Regions from separate parts of the Homo sapiens genome. Here region 2 is linked to region 1. Evidence: read pairs that join two places in POLR2A ChIA-PET (ENCODE). Cell type or tissue: PC-3. All regions are shown on one strand.

Region 1 (8,000 bases):
ATGGGGTCACACTATGTTGCCCAGGCTGGTCTCAAACTCCTGGCCCCAGTCAATCCTCCCGCCTCAAGCTCTGAGATTATAGGCATGAGCCACCGCACGCACTCTTCTTACCATTTTTAAGTTGCCTTTCTCTTCATTCAGCATTCACTTGATTGCTTTGGATTTTTTTTCACTCTTTTCCAGAGTTCTGACAACATTGGTTTTGACAGTGTCTGGTTTTTAAAAAATGTTTCCTGGAGAGAGAGATGTTTGGAACTGCCTATACCATCATATTGATGATGTCACCTTTTTGTAAGCTTTTGAATTTGGATTTTTAAAATAATTTCAGGCTGTTATAAGGTTGGAAAAAACAGTACAAATCACTCCTGTATATGTTTCTGTAGTGTCCTAAATTTTCACATCTTTTTAAAAAATAATCTCAACTTTTATTTCATTTTATTAATTAATGTATTTATCTACTTTTGAGACAGAGTCTCTCTCTGTTGCCCAGGCTGGAGTGCAGTGTCATGATCTAGGCTCACTGCAACCTCTGCCTCCCGAGTTCCAGTGATTCTCCCACCTCAAACCTCACGAGTAGCTGTGACTACAGGCATATGACACCACACCCAGCTAATTATTGTATTTTTAGTAGAGGTGGGGTTTCACCATGTTGGCCAGGCTGGTCTCGAACTCCTGACCTCAGGTGATCCACCTGCCTCGGCCTCCTAAAATGTTGGGATTACAGGTGTGAGCCACGCGCCTGGCCCAAGAGGTCTTAAGATTTGCATTTGGGAAGCTGAAGGCCCAGTAGATCCCATGCTATCGGTTCCAGTCTAAGAACAAGTCTGAAGGCAGGAGAAGACCTATGTTCCAGCTTCAAGACAGTCAGTCAGAGAGAGGAAACTCTCCCTTACTCTGTCTTTTGTTCTATTTAGGCGTTCAACATATCAGATTAAGGTTACATATATTAGGAAGAACAACCTGCTTCACTCAGTCTACCAATTCAAATGTTAATCTCCTCCAGCAATTCCCTCACAGATACACCCAGAATAAGGTTTAATCAAATATCTAAGCACCCCTCGGACTAGTCAAGTTGACACATAAAATTAATCATCACATTTGGATTATCAGTTTTTCTACTAATGTTCTCTTTCTGTTCCAGGGAAGAATCCAGGATACCATATGACATTAGAGGTAGCTCTTCTTTTATGTGATTACTCCCCCACTAACCCATATCACAGGGAATCCCATACTTTTCCTCTCTACACTAGAGCCTCACTAAACTGGTGATATGGTTACCAGTGGCTACCAAGTTTCACTTCTCACATGTTCCCACCATAAGAGAAGAACTGCTCATATTCTCTGTGGTTCAAACTCAAAAATCCTAGAGAAGAGTTTTGATGGACTCGTCTTGTAACAAATGACTTCCACTAGATCAATCAGACATGGCTACTGGGGTGCCACGCTTGTGAAGCAAGCTGTTCCTGCAGAAAGGGGACTCGCTGTAAACTGGGCAGTGACTCCAGCTGAAGTCCACACTACTAGTGACCAGCTAGCCCATTTACCTCATTTCACAGATGAGAAAACTGAAGTCTAAAGAGGTAAGTTACTTCCAAAGACCCAGAACTAGTCTTTAATAAAATGAAGGCTAAATCCAGGCCTAATTCCTAGTCCTAGCACTTTCCTTTATGTCCCCAGCACTACATGATTTGGGTATTAATCCCAAGAATCAAAGAATCTGAAATTAGAAATAACCTCAAGGCTTATCTAGCGCCTACTGGTGCATGAATTTCCCAGTGTATCCAAGCAGATCCCAGAGAAATGGGAGCCTTTCCTGTTTATTTTTCTCCAATATTGGAATTTCAAAGTAACTCACACTCAGCAGGTTAAGATGAAAACTATTTTACTTAGCACAGAATTAGGGGGGAGGAAGAGGATGTCCATCAGTAGGTTTGTTTTTTGCTTGTTTGTTTGTTTCAGACAGGGTCTCACTCTGTTGCCCAAACTGGAGTGCAGTGGAGTGATCTCCACTCACCGCAACATCTGCCTCCCAGGCTGAAGCTATTCTCCTGACTCAGCCTCCCGAGTAGCTGGGATTACAGGCACGTGCCACTACCACCTGGCTAATTTTTGTACTTTTAGTAGAGACGTGGTTTTGCCATGTTGGTCAGGCTGATGTTGAACTCCTGACCTCAAATGATCCACCAGCCTCGGCCTCCCAAAGTTCCGGGATTACAGGCGTGAGCCACAGTGTCCGGCCAAGTAGGTTTATTAAACAACCTAAGGTATAATCATGTAATGAAACATTATACAATCCACTAAAGAGAATGAAGAGATATGTATGTATTGACAGAGGAAGATGTTTCATATATAGCATTAAGGGAAAAAAACAAACTGATGAAAAAGGTGTGAACAGTGTAACCTCTTTATGTGGGAGACAGCAGGAATAGCAACTCACACTACACTGTCAATAGTTGTCATCAGTGGTACGTGGGATTACAGAGTATTTTTCCTTTTCTTCATTATACTTTCCTGTAATGTTTGAATTTTTTAAATAATGAGCATGGACCTTAAAAACATTATGCTAAGAGAAAGAATCCAGACACAAAATGTCACATACTGTATGATTCCATTTATATAAAATATCCAGAATCGGCAAATACCCAGAAAGGGAAAGCAGATTTGGAGTTATCAGGAGCTGGGGGTGAGCGGGAATGGGGAATGACTACTGAATGAGTATAGGGCAATGAAAATGTTTGGGGACTAGATAAAGTTGATGGCTCCACAACACTGCCAACCACTAAATGCCACTGGACTGTACATTTTTAAATGGTTAATTTTATGGTATGTGAATTTCACCTCAATTTTAAAAAATTCTTTCCTGAAGCAAGAAAATCCCAGGACCACATATACTCTTCTGTGGGGTATGGGCAAATTGCTTATCTTTGCTACATCAGTTAGTTCATCTGCAGCTGGTCTCTAAAATACCTTCGGGCTCTGATGCTATGATTCTGGGCACATTCAACTATAATTCTAGACACATTCATCCCTTTGTCATTTAGGCTAAGATCACAGAAGCTTTTTTTTTTTTTTGGCAGATATATCACACTGATGACGTAATATTAAGAGGGAAGAAGAGGTAAACCATCTTTTTCAAAGATCGTAAATGTATGGCCTCATCCAAGCCTAATAATGAATGGCAAGTGACTAGAGAAAGAGAATAGGAGAAAGAAAATCAAAGGCATAAAGGCAATAATAATCAAAAGTAATACGTATTGAGTGACTTCCATGTCTGGAGTGTCTTCCAGACATTATTCTAGATGCCTAATAAATACTTATATTTTTAAAGGCAATCCTTAAAAGAGAAAATTAAAGCTCAAAAAGGGTAAGCAACTTGCCAAAGGACCCACAATCAATAACTAAAAAGCGTAGTGTTAAAATTCGGGCCGGGCACGGTGGCTCACACCTGTAATCCCAGCACTTTGGGAGGCCAAGGCAGGTAGATCACCTGAGGTCAGCAGTTAGAGACCAGCCTGACCGACATGGTGAAACCCTGTCTCTACTAAAAAATATATAAAAAATTAGCCAACCGTGGTGGTGCACGCCTGGTAATCCCAGCTACTCTGGAGGCTGAGGCAGGAGAATCTCTTGAACCCGGGAGGTGGAGGTTGCAGTGAGCCAAGATCACGCCACTGCACTCCAGCCTTGGCAACAGAGTGAGACTCCATCTAAAAAAAAAAAAAGAAGAAAGAAAGGAAAGAAGTTCAGGTATATTTATACTGTAGAGTTCATATTTTTCCACTTATCCATGCTGTTTTCCAAAAAGAAAAAGGAATCAAGGAAAACAACCTGGTGCTGAAGGCAAGGAAATACAAAAACAAACTGTAAAAAAAAAAAGTGAAAAAGGAACAACAAAAATCCAGGATTACCCTGTGCTTATAAGTGGCCCTCCCTGGGCACATTTTCATCCTGACCCTTGGGCATACCTTCTGTCTAGCTATGGTAAACTGTTCTTTCACTATAATCTGCTAAAAACAGTTCCACGGGCTTTAAATAATCTTACACCACTATTTCCATAAAGGAAACTAAGAATTATTACAGAGCTTGGATATTATTTTATCCTTTCATTTTAAAAATGAAAGGAGCTAAACAAAAAAGAAGTAATCTCCAAAGTAGATAAATGGAAAATAAAGAAAAATAATTACAGGACGGGCACCGTGGCTCACGCCTGTAATCCCAGAACTTTGGGAGGCCAAGGTGGGCGGATCACCTGAGGTCAGGAGTTTGAGACCAGCCTAGCCAACACGGCGAAACCCTGTCTCTACTAAAAATACAAAAATTAGCCAGGCCTGGTGGCCGGCACCTCTAATCCCAGCTACTCAAGAAGCTGAGGCAGGAGAATCACTTGAACCCAGGAGGCAGAGGTTGTAGTGAGCCAAGATGGTACCACTGCACTCCAGCATGGGCCACAGAGTAAGACTCCATCTCCCAAAAAAAAAAAAAAAAGAAAAGAAAGAAAAAAGAAAAGAAAAATAATTACAAAGAATAAGTGGTACTTAGAGCATAAAATATTTAAACAATGCAAGTGTACAAGTGGTTAAGATAAAGCAGCAAAGGTACCATCAAGCAATTTGAAGAAGTTGAAGCAGGAAGGGAGCAGTAGAGACCGACCGTGGTTTTTCCCAGCATGAGAAGCTACTTGATAAAGGAAATTTAAAGTTTTGGGCAGTGGGGGCAAAACAAGTCCCAGACCTTCATTTGGCAAGGACACCAGATCACTTGCTGGTGAACAGTTTCTTGGCACAAATCAGGGAACAGCCAGTGGACAGACTGGCTGGTGGATCTGGAGGGAATCATTCCAATGGCTTCATACAGAACCAAAGAAGAAAACGGAAAAGGTGAGGTGGTCAATGGCTTGGGAATGGCAGATTTGTCATTTAGCCAGAAGGAAAATGCCTTAGAAGTTAAGTAGACACTAAAAACTTTCTCTAAGTGAACCTGTTTTCAAATCAAACTCAAGTTAGGAAGGAAAGGCTCAGCTAGGAGGAATAAAAAGCACAAAAAGCATGCACAGAGCCAAAGAGCAAAAAAGACCACTGCTTGCACAAGGATTTCACTGTCTGAAGCAGCCCAGTCAAGGGGGTGAGCATATTCCAAATCGAAACCATGCGGCTACTCATCAAGTTAGCTGCCTGCCGCAGGCATCTTTCCATCCAAATTGGAAAGGAAAAAGTAAAAATGTCTCTGTTCAGAGTATGACTATGTACGCAGAAAAGTCTAAGGAATCTACACACACAAAAAGCTACTAAGACAAACAGCAGGATACAAAGTCAACACACAAAAATCAATTCTATTTCTAGATGCTAGCAACAAGAAATTGGAAAGGAAAAATTTTAAGTCCATATACAATAACACCCAGAAACGAAACAATTAGGAATACATCTGAAAAACAGCCGTCCAGGATTCTCTATTATTACAAATGAAAGCAAATACATTCCTCAGCCTAATAAACACCCAGCTTAGGTATCACTGTAACTGCTGTGTTCATCATGGGATAGGGAATAGGGGAAGGAGGGAAGTAGAGGGGAGTAACATTTACTTGAACTTTCATTTTGGAGTTGTAGAGAAAATAAGACTGGCTCAAGGGGCTGGGCGTGGTGGCTCATGCCTATAATCCCAGCACTTCAGGAGGCCAAGGCGGGTGGATCACCTGAGGTCAGGAATTCGAGACAAGCCTGGCCAACATAGCGAAACCCCGTCTCTACAAAAAATACAAAAATTAGCTGGGTGTGGTGGCAGGCGCCTGTAATCCCAGCTACTTGGGAGGCTGAGGCAGAAGAATTGCTTGAACCTGGGAGGCGGAGGTTGCAGTGAGCCGAGATCATGCCACTGCACTCCAGCCTGGATGACAGAGGAAAACTCCGTCTTAAAAAAAAAAAAAAAAAAAAAAAAAGCTCAAGGGAGAAGGATAAAGATCACCTAAATGATTCTGGAATGGACCTTCATGTCCATAGCCAAAATTGAGTGCCTTGGTACCCAGAAGATGCCAGCAAGACTCTGAAAGCAGAGAATGTGAACCTGAGGAGGTCTCTTAGTCTGATTAAAAGACATTTTGCTAGTTACAAAGGAGTAACTAAGATCCGTTTCTATTTCCTCTGACTGAGATTTGCTGACTCACAAGACATAAACAAAGCAAAAATACACTGTAACTGCCACCTCCCATTCTTACTCTGCCCAGTGAGAGAGAAGGGCACATCCTTGGCCCAGAAGAGATGAAGAGGGTTACAGTTTCTCATGTTTCCAGTCAGAACTCAGCATCTATCAAAAAAGGTAGATATTGTTACAGCCCTTAAGAAAACAATCTCCCTCATCTCATCTGGAGAAGTCTAGAAATTCCACCGGTGGACCCTGGCTGGCCTAACAGTGGCTACAAAGACCAGAGGCAATCCTTCTACCTTTGGCTGCCTGGAAAAGAAGGCCATGGAGCTATCCTACTTTTGGGAGCTGAGTGGTGGCATTATGACTTACTGAGAGTGGCCAGATATTATGGAGCTGGGATGCCCATGTTCAACTCATACATATAGCCTTTAAAGATACATCATTCAAAGCCAACAATCCTTATATTTTATTTTATTTTATTTTTTTGAGATGGAGTCTTGCTTTGTCACCCAGGCTGGAGTACAGTGGCACAATCTTGGCTTCCTGTAACCTCCATCTGCCGGGTTTAAGTGATTCTCCTCCCTCAACCGCCTGAGTAGCTGGGATTACAGACACATGCCATCACAGCTGGCTAATTTTTGTATTTTTATTAGAGATGGGGTTTCACTATGTTGATCAGGCTGGTCTCAAACTCCTGACCTCAAGTGATCCGCCTACCCCGGCCTCCCAGAATGCTGGGATTACAGGCATGAGCCACTGTGCCTGGCCCAATCCTTATATTTTAGGCACAGCATACAGCATTTGCCCCTAAATTCAAATTGTTGCATTACAATCAAAGTGCATGCGCCTGCTTCAACTAATTCAGGAGACGTGATAACTAAAGGGGAAATTTTTATTTAACATAGCAGATGCAGACCCAGGCACGGCGCCTCACACCTGTAATCCCAGCAATTTGAGAGGCCAAGGCAGGTGGATCACTTGAGTCCAGGAGTTCAAGACCAGCCTGGGCAACATAGCAAGACTCCTTCTCTATGAAAAATTAGCTGAGTGTGGTGGTGTGCCCCTGTGGTCCCAGCTACTTGGGAGGCTGAGGTGGGAGGATCACTAGAACCCAGGAGGTGGAAGTTGCAGTGAGCCAAGATCATGACACTGCACTCCAGCTTGGGCAACAGAGCAAGACCTTGTCTTAAAAAAAAAAAAAATAGCAGATGCATGGGCATCTTGGCTTAGAAAGGGACACGTGACCCAATCTTGGCCAATGAGACATGAGGGGCGGGGTGCTGATGTCTGCAAGGAAGCTGCTAGGAAGAATTTTACTCCATGATCAGAAGAGAAGCTTGAGAATTTGGGGGTTGGGGAATGGCTTTTTGGGTTTTGGAGGTGGTTGTTATGTGATGACTGGAACTATGGCAGCTGTCTTGAACCACAAGAGGACAAGTTGAGTAAAACATAGCAGAAAGAGTCTGTGTGCAAAATCAATAAGCCACTTCCCAGCCCTGGAATGCCCTACCTCCATCCAGACACTGTGTTTGGAATATAATAAGCAATAAATATAAGCCACCTTTTAGTAAGGATTCTGTATTTATAGGCCAAAACATCCTAACTGATGCTCAGGTCATTAAAAAGACAATTCAACTTTGTCCAACTTTTGTTCATTTGTCCAACTTTTCAATGGACAAACAATACAAACAGAAAACTCACAGAGGAGGAGATACAGGTAACTAAAACACATCTTTAAAAGATGTTCAGTTTTGTGAATAACAAAGGAAACACAAATGAAAACAAATTTTTTTGCCTATCAGCTCTATAAAATTTGCTAATACTAAGGCTGATACATGTTTGGGGAAACAAGACTTTTCTGA
Region 2 (8,000 bases), 190 kb after region 1:
GTATGGGTAGTGTGTGGGGCCAGAGATGGGGGGGTAGGCTGGCTTTGGAAGGAATGGCAGAAAGGTTGGAGTGAGGGCTGGCGTGGGCGTAATCCAGCCTAGATATGCGGGCAGTTTGTGTTGGGGGAGCAGTGAGCCGATTAGTCTGGTTGAAGCTTTATAGAATTTCCTTGGGGTAATTAGAAGGACACAAGTCCTGTATTATAACAGTAGGGTAATGCTGGCCTGGGTCTTGAATTTTAGTTGGGATTTTCCCAATGCGTAGTAGGTAGGGAGCCATTAAAGTTTTTGAGCTGGAAAGTTATCTGATGGAACTGGGGGTTTAGGAAAGTAGTTTGGTGGCTGTGTGCAGGATGTCAGGAAGTGGAGAGAGTCCTAAGGCAGAGAAACCTGTTGGGACTTAGTCTTTACTGCCTGTATTAGGATGGTAGCAGTGGGGCACTAAGATAAGCTAATACAAATGAAGACTCTATGGAACTTGTTCTCCTCTGTTTTCCACTACATCACAAAATCTCCTATAATGTGCAAAAGACCCCTGAACTTAGAGAATCAGGTGGTAAGCACAGGCAGGATGCCTCCTTTTGTCCTCTTTTGTGTCAGTCTGCTTTTGTTCTAAATTCATTACTGATAGGCTAGGCTTAGCTGTCTCCATACTGTCTCCAGCATATAGCATTTGTGATTTTTAAAGAAAGCACCAATTTTAAGTTTTGTATAACTAAGTGGTTTGTATGTTCTAGTTAAAATTACATTTTCTCTGTAGTTATAAAGTCCGGTCGACCATCCAGAGTTTTAAGATATGTTTTTCTCAAAGATGGAAATTTGAGAGATTCAAAGCATAATGAATGAGATGAGCCAGCTAGAAAGCTCTACCCTAAAATCAGTGAGTGAGGCTTTTGAGGAAAATACAGGTCCAACCAAAGGGATTAGGGCATAGTTTTAGGAAGGAAAGCACTAACATCTGAAGCTACCACATATTCTCATCTTAAGGAATGCAATCAGCCCTACTGTACATAGTCGGAAGAATGTCTTAACAGAGATAGCCACACAGCTATTTGCTGGAAGAGCTGGGATTTAACCCATGTCTATCTGGCATCGGAGCCTGAGCTCTTAACTGTTATGTATTTGCAAACACAAGTACTGCCTCTGCTGGTATTTGGGCATTCATTTTCTGGTCTAACCTCTTGAGACAGAGATGGTCTTAAAGCATTTATGTAAGATCAATCCATTTACAGAGTAACCTCCTTGTTCTGTGTTCAGCTGTATTTTATAACTTGGGACTGTGTGGAATTATCTGAACTACTGGGGCACCTGGAGATAATAGCCCATTCCCTGGCAACAACTTGAGCCACCTGGGCATCAGTCATCTCACTTTGCAGGCAGCCCTACTTTGCATTTCCCTGTTCCATAGGCTTAGGAAACAGTGGTATGTCAGTTGGGACTATCAACATTCAAGCTTTTAAACTACTGTCAATCAGAAAAATGCCTTTTAATAGTGTAAAAGAACAGGGTACCCCTGAAGTTTCTTTAACCTAATCCACACATTCTGCCTGTCTTGAAAGTTAGGGTTGAGGCCAGGTGGGGTGGCTCATGCCTGTAATCCCAACACTTTGACAGGGCGAGGTCGGGGGGATCACTTGAGGTCAGGAGTTCAAGACCAGCCTGGGCAACATGGTGAAACCCCATCTCTACTAAAAATACAAAAAAATTAGCCGGGCGTGGTGGTGGGCGCTTGTAATCCCAGCTACTCATGAGGCTGAGGCAGGAGAATCGCTTGAACCCGGGAGGCTGAGGCAGGAGAATCGCTTGAACCCAGGAGGCGGAGGTGCAGTGAGCTGAGATCGTGCCACTGCACTCCAGCCTGGGTGACTGAGCGAGACTGTGTCTTAAAAAAAAAGAAGTTAGGGTTGGGGACAGTCTCCCCAGGGTAGGGGAGAAAAAGTTCAGTATGTTTTCTTTTTTTTAAAGTTCGAGACAGGGTTTCACTCTGTCGCCCAGGCTGGAGTGCAGTGATGTGATCTCAGCTCACTGCAGCCTTCATCTCTTGGGTTCAAGTGATCCTCCCACCTCAGCCTCCTGAGTAGCTGGGACTGCAGGCTCATGCCACCACCCCACAACTAATTTTTGTATTTTTGGTAGAGATGGGGTTTTGTCATGTTGCCCAGGGTGGTCTCAAACTCCTGGGCTGAAGCAATCCCCCTGCCTCCCAAAGTGCTGGGGTTACAGGCATGAGCCACTGTGCCAGGCCCAGTATATGTTTCATAAACACTGGTTTCCTTTCTGTTTTTCTGTTGGTATTTTATATCTCCTAAACATGTAGCCAGAGGATCAGGCTACCTTTTAGCCAGGATGACAAGGCTAGAGCACTTTCCCTCCACAGGGGTAGATCCTCTATAGATATGTTAGGTTCTGGAGCCTTCTCATTTGGCTTGTCTTCAGTCTGTTTTCACTGTTCTGTTAGTTTAGACATTATTTGAATGTCTACTCTGTAGTGATCACACACTGTGTCCAGTACTATGTAAATGCAAAGATAACCATAAATCTTGTCCTCAAGGAGCTTTCAGTAATAAACAGTAAACTGCTTTACCTCTGACCTTTTACTAGACACCTCCACTTTTATGTTTTGTTGTTTCTTTCAATTAATTTTGAAAAACAACTTAGTATTTTATCACCATACTGATTACTTTTTTAAAAAGTGGGACTCACAAAATTATTTTATTCTTCTCAAAGAACTGTTTAGTTTCTTTTTGCCTATTAAAAGTGTAACTTTTTTTTTTTTTGAGACTGAGTCTTGTTCTGTTGCCCAGGCTGGAGAGTGACACGATCTTGGCTCACTGCAACTTCCACCTCCCGGGTTCAAGTGATTCTTCTGCCTCAGCCTCCAGAGTAGCTGGGATTACAGGTGTGTGCCACCACACACAACTAATTTTTGTATTTTTAGTAGAGCTGGGATTTCACCATGATGGCCAGGCTGGTCTTGAACTCCTGACTTCAGGTGATCTGCCCACCTTGGCCTCCCAAAGTGCTCGGATTACAGGCGTGAGCCACTGCGCTCGGAATAACTTTTTAAAGTAGGACTCACAATCTGCTTTCTGAAGGGAAGGCATCACACTCTGCCTGACACATAGTAGGTACTCAGTACATATTTACTGCATAACTTAATTGATTAATGGTCTTTTTTCAAAACAATTTTTTTCTGTAGAGTCCTTAGTTTTGCTATGTTGTTATCATTTTTTCAGTTTAGCTTGAAAATGAGAGTTTTCAGTTTAGCTTGAAAATCTTTGAATCTTTTTCCCTCATTGCCTATTCCCAAGACCCAATCCTCCTGAGTCTTTCATCCTAAAGATTCCTAAAGTTTCTTGGAGTGATCTTGACCCTCATCACCATCCTAGTTCAGGCCATGATCATCTTCGTAACATCTTACATCAGTGAGATTATCTCACCTGAACAGGTTTTAGAACTGACTTTTCCAGCCTTCTGTCTCCCTACTAGTTGATTCTTATCATCACATCAGATTAATAAACCACTTTTCCCAAGCTGTTGTCTCGCCTAAATATCACCAGTGGTTCTGTGCTATTTCAAGATCAAGTTCAAACTTCTTGACCCAGCATGTAAGCATTCTGTTGGCTGGCTTAGCCCAACTTTTCAGCCTAACTCTTCTCCAGTCAGACTTACCAATTTGCTGTCTCCTTTTACATGACCTATTCATTCCCAATTCCGAGATGCCCTTTCTGTCTTTTCTTTATATGACTAAATCCTTTATTCTTTTTAGGCCTTGTTATACAGGTCACACAATTACTCTTCCTTTTTCTCAACTTAATAATTTTTAAAAACATTGTGAAACATCTATTTGATGTTTATATATTGCCTCTTATTTTTTTACTCTCTTATTTAATATTGTACATGCCAGAGTATATAGGACAAAGAAGAAAAAAACACCTGTGTACCATCTACTTTAGGAAACAAACATTTCCAGCAACTTTGAACCTGTCTGTGCTCACCTGTCCAATTATAACTCTGCTCCTCCCCTGTAAAGGTATTGTTATTATTATTATTATTATTTTTTTTTTTGAGAAAGAGTCTGCCCTTGTTGCCCAGGCTAGAGTACAGTGGCGCAATCTCGGCTCACTGCAACCTCCATCTCCCAGCTTCAGGCGATTCTCCTGCCTCAGCCTCCCAAGTAGCTGGGACTACAGGCGCGTGCCACCACGCCCGGCTAATTTTTGTATTTTTAGTAGACATGGGGTTTCACCATGTTGCCCAGGCTGGTCTTAAACCCCTGACCTCAGGTGATCCACCCACCTCAGCCTCCCAAAGTGCTGGGATTACAGGCGTGGGCCACCGTGCCCGGCTGTATTATTCTATATTTGGATAACAATTTCCTTAGTTTTCTTTATAGTTTTATCACATTTGAATACTTCTTAAGCAGTATATTGTTTAGTTTTATTGTTTATTTTAGTTTTATAGCTTTTGACCTTTATTGCAAACTTTTCTGAGTTACTTTTTTTCATTTAACTTTCATTTAACATCATTCATAAAGATGTATGAGTTCACTGCTGAATGGCAGTCATGCAAGTATGCCCTGGTATCATATTGATCATTGCAAAAATTCTGTAAGATAGGCCTAATCTATATTCTGACAACTCCCAAATGTATTTCTCTAGCCAGAACCTCTCCCTCAAATTTCAGGTTTGAGTAATAAACTTCCTACTCAACAATGTGAGTCACACTGGTCTACTTGCTTGACTTGCTCTTACCTCAGATCATTTGCATTGTTTTCCCTCTGCTGAGAACACCCTGCTGCTAGTAAGAATGGCGAGAGCTTTGCAGAGAACATAGGATTTGAACAAGAGTCTTTGAAGGAAATATTGAATTGGATGAACAAAGAAGGAGAGTTGAGAAAATATTTTATTTTTTGGAGACAGGATCTCACTGTCACCCAGGCTGGAGTGCAGTGGCACGATCAAAACTCACTGCAGCCATGAACTCCTGGGCTCAAGTGATCCTCTCACCTCAGCCTCCTGTAGCTAGGACTACAGACTTGTGCCACCATGCCTGGCTAATTTTTAAAATTTTGTAGAGGCAGGATCTTGCTATGTTGTCCATACTGATCTCTAACTCCTGGCTTCAAGCAATCTTCCTGCCTCTGCCTCCCAAAGTGCTGTGATTACAGGCATAAGCCACCACAACCAGAAGAGAAAATATTTTAGATAGAAGGAATGGTATTAGCAAAGGTTCAAAAGTAGGGAAATTCACAATATCAGCAAAGGAAAGTGAAATTTTGTCTTATTGGATATAGAGAACCTCAGATGCTTTTTGAGCAATTCAGTGACATATGAAAGCTGTATTTTTGGCTAATTAATCTGGCTGTTTTTTGTAAGCACTGTTTGAAACGCAGGCAGAGACTGATGAGGGATAAAGAAGGTAGTACAAATGACAAGGAAAGAAGAGTGTCTGCAGAAGACATGTGCAAGAAGGATTCAGCAGAGTTTAGTTATTGATTGATGTAGGGACGATGTGGGAGTCAGAGAAGCCTGAGGTCTTGAGCGTGAGTGACTTTGAGTCTAGAATAGGAGGGGCCACCAGGGTAGGGAAAACTCTTGTCGGGGAGACCCAGCTCTGGGAAGAAGTTCAGCTAGGTGAGATGTTTGTCCTGCCTGGCAGGTGGCAGGTTTTCCAAAGGCATACCAAGAGAACGAACCACTGCTTGGGTACAGCAGTGGGCACAGTCTTGTAGGCACTTTTGGGCTGGCTGTTACCCTCAGGTCCCGTAGGGTAGTGGACAGGACTGAGCGGTCCTTAAATACCCAAGGGAATGAAATCTAGTTTGTAGATTGGTAGCTCAGGGACTAGTTCAATTGAAAGATCAGAACCACATTGATGAATACTGACCTACTACTGGGGTTTCTTATTTGTTTTGCTTAAGGATAGGAAATGGATCCAGAGCCTAGAACAAGTCTGACCTGTGCTGGGGTCTAAGTGGATTCAGCTGTAACGCTCTTGCTGCTGCTGACGATGTTAACCATAAAAGATTTAGTAGCTAATATTTATTGAATGCTTATTGTATGTTATGCTTTTTTGGGTGGGGGGTAGTCATCCCCTCAAGCATTTATTCTTTGTTACAAACAATCCAATTAAACTCTTTTAGTTATTTTGAAATGTGCAATTATTATTGATTATAGTCACCCTGTTGTGCTATCAAATCCTAGGTCTTTTTTTTTTTCTTTGGTACCCATTAACCATCCCCACCTGCCCTCAACCACCCACTACCCTTCCCAGCCTCTAGTAACCATCCTTCTACTCTCTATCTCCATGAATTCAATTGTTTTGATTTTTAGATCCCACAAATAAGTAAGAACATGTGATGTCTGTCATTCTGTGCCTGGCGTATTTCACTTATCATCATAACCTCCAGTTTATGCATTTTATTAGGAGCTTTGCCTATGTTGTGTGTGTGTGTGTGTGTGTGTGTGAGAGAGAGAGAGAGAGAGAGAGAGATAGAGTCTGACTCTGTCACTCCTAGGTGGAGTGCAGTGGCGTGATCAGGGCTCACTGCAGCCTTGACCTCTCTGGGCTCAGGTGATTCTCCTGCCATCTCAGTACTCCCCTGTTTCCTGGGTAGCTGGGGCTAGTAGCTGGAACTTGGCACATACCACCATACCTGGCTAATTTTTTGGAGTTTTTTTTTTTTTTTGTAGAGACAGGATTTCGTCATGTTGCCCAGACTGGTCTTAAACTCCTCGGTTCAAGCAGTCCACCTACCTTGGCCTCCCAAAGTACTGGGATTATAGGCGTGAGCCACTGCACCTGGCTACATATGTTGTCTTGTTTAATGGCCACGGTAATTATGTGGGAGAGTGGTGGTGGTAGTCTTTTTTTTTTTTCTTTCAGATAAGGATATTGAAGCTCAAAGAGGTTAACTTGCTCAAGGATACACAGCTAGTAAGTGGCTTAGCGAGATATGAATTCAACTGGGCTCACTCAAGAACCTCAGGGGTTGGCCATTATATTGTCTTCTTCCTAGAGGTAGCACGATATCTTTAGTAGAGATGGGGACGTTAAAACAGGGAGATTTTTTAGAAAGAATATACATGGTAGTTGATGATATTGAGTCTGAAGTGATTACTGGATAGCCAAGGGGAGATCTGCAGGAAGCATTTGAAATATGACTGGAACTTGGTAAGAAGGCCTGAGCTGATTTCCTAAATCTGAAGATAGAGTTGAAGACACGGACATGGATGGATATAGGAAAAATAATCTATGTTTAGATGCGGTGGGGGAGGGGGCAGCCTTGACAATGCTCACATTTAGGTATAAGAAGGAAACATAGTTGGAGAGGTTGGGAGTTAGAGAGGTGGAAGATGATATCGGAAGTGAAATAGTCTGAAGTTCTAGCCAAAGAGATTTTGGGGAGAATAGGGTCTTGAGAAAAGAACAAATACCATTTCTTTCTTTCTTTTCTTTTTTTTTTTTTTTTGAGATGGAGTCTCGCTGTGTTGCCCAGGCTGGAGTGCAGTGGTGCTCACTGCAACCTCTGTCTCCTGAGTTCAAGCAATTCTCATTCCTTAGCCTCCTGAGTAGCTGCAATTACAGGTGCCCACCACCATGCCCAGCTAATTTTTTCTTTTTTTTTTTTTTTTTCTGAGACAGAGTCTCGCTCTGTCACCCAGGCTGGAGTGCAGTGGCGAGATCTTGACCCACTGCAGCCTCCGCCTCCTGGGTTCAAGCAATTCTGTTTCATCCTCCTGAGTAGCTGGAATTACAGGCGCCCGCTACCACGCCGGCTAATTTTTTTATATTTTTAGTAGAGATGGGGTTTCACCATGTTGGCCAGGCTGGTCTCAAACTCCTGACCTCAGGTGATCAACCCACCTCAGCCTCCCAAAGTGCTGGGATTACAGGCATGAGCCAGCACACCTGGCTACTGTTATTTCTTGATCTCTTAATTTTAGAAATTTTCTGTTGCTTTGTTATGCCCAGCTATTTTATTTTTTTAGAGATGG

What was found. Peaks named below come from ENCODE experiments on the same cell type or tissue, not always from the same donor. Only the 100,000 strongest peaks of a DNase experiment are listed, where the experiment ranks them.
Region 2: POLR2A ChIA-PET joins it to region 1 with 10 read pairs; 2 of 35 experiments call an interaction of 5 or more read pairs at or near these places.

The regions. Positions count from the first base shown.
Region 1 is chr10:92,758,923-92,766,922 of GRCh38, reverse strand. No RefSeq gene overlaps it. Among named protein-coding and RNA genes, the nearest start is that of HHEX, 73 kb to the right of the region's middle. In PC-3, no CTCF peak of the experiment used is centred here; no DNase peak of the experiment used is centred here.
Region 2 is chr10:92,564,884-92,572,883 of GRCh38, reverse strand. The region is part of intron 1 of IDE (insulin degrading enzyme); the gene reads left to right. Among named protein-coding and RNA genes, the nearest start is that of IDE, 5.2 kb to the left of the region's middle. In PC-3, no CTCF peak of the experiment used is centred here; a DNase peak (open chromatin) is centred at 4,723; H3K4me3 peaks cover 1,394 bases; H3K27ac peaks cover 1,180 bases.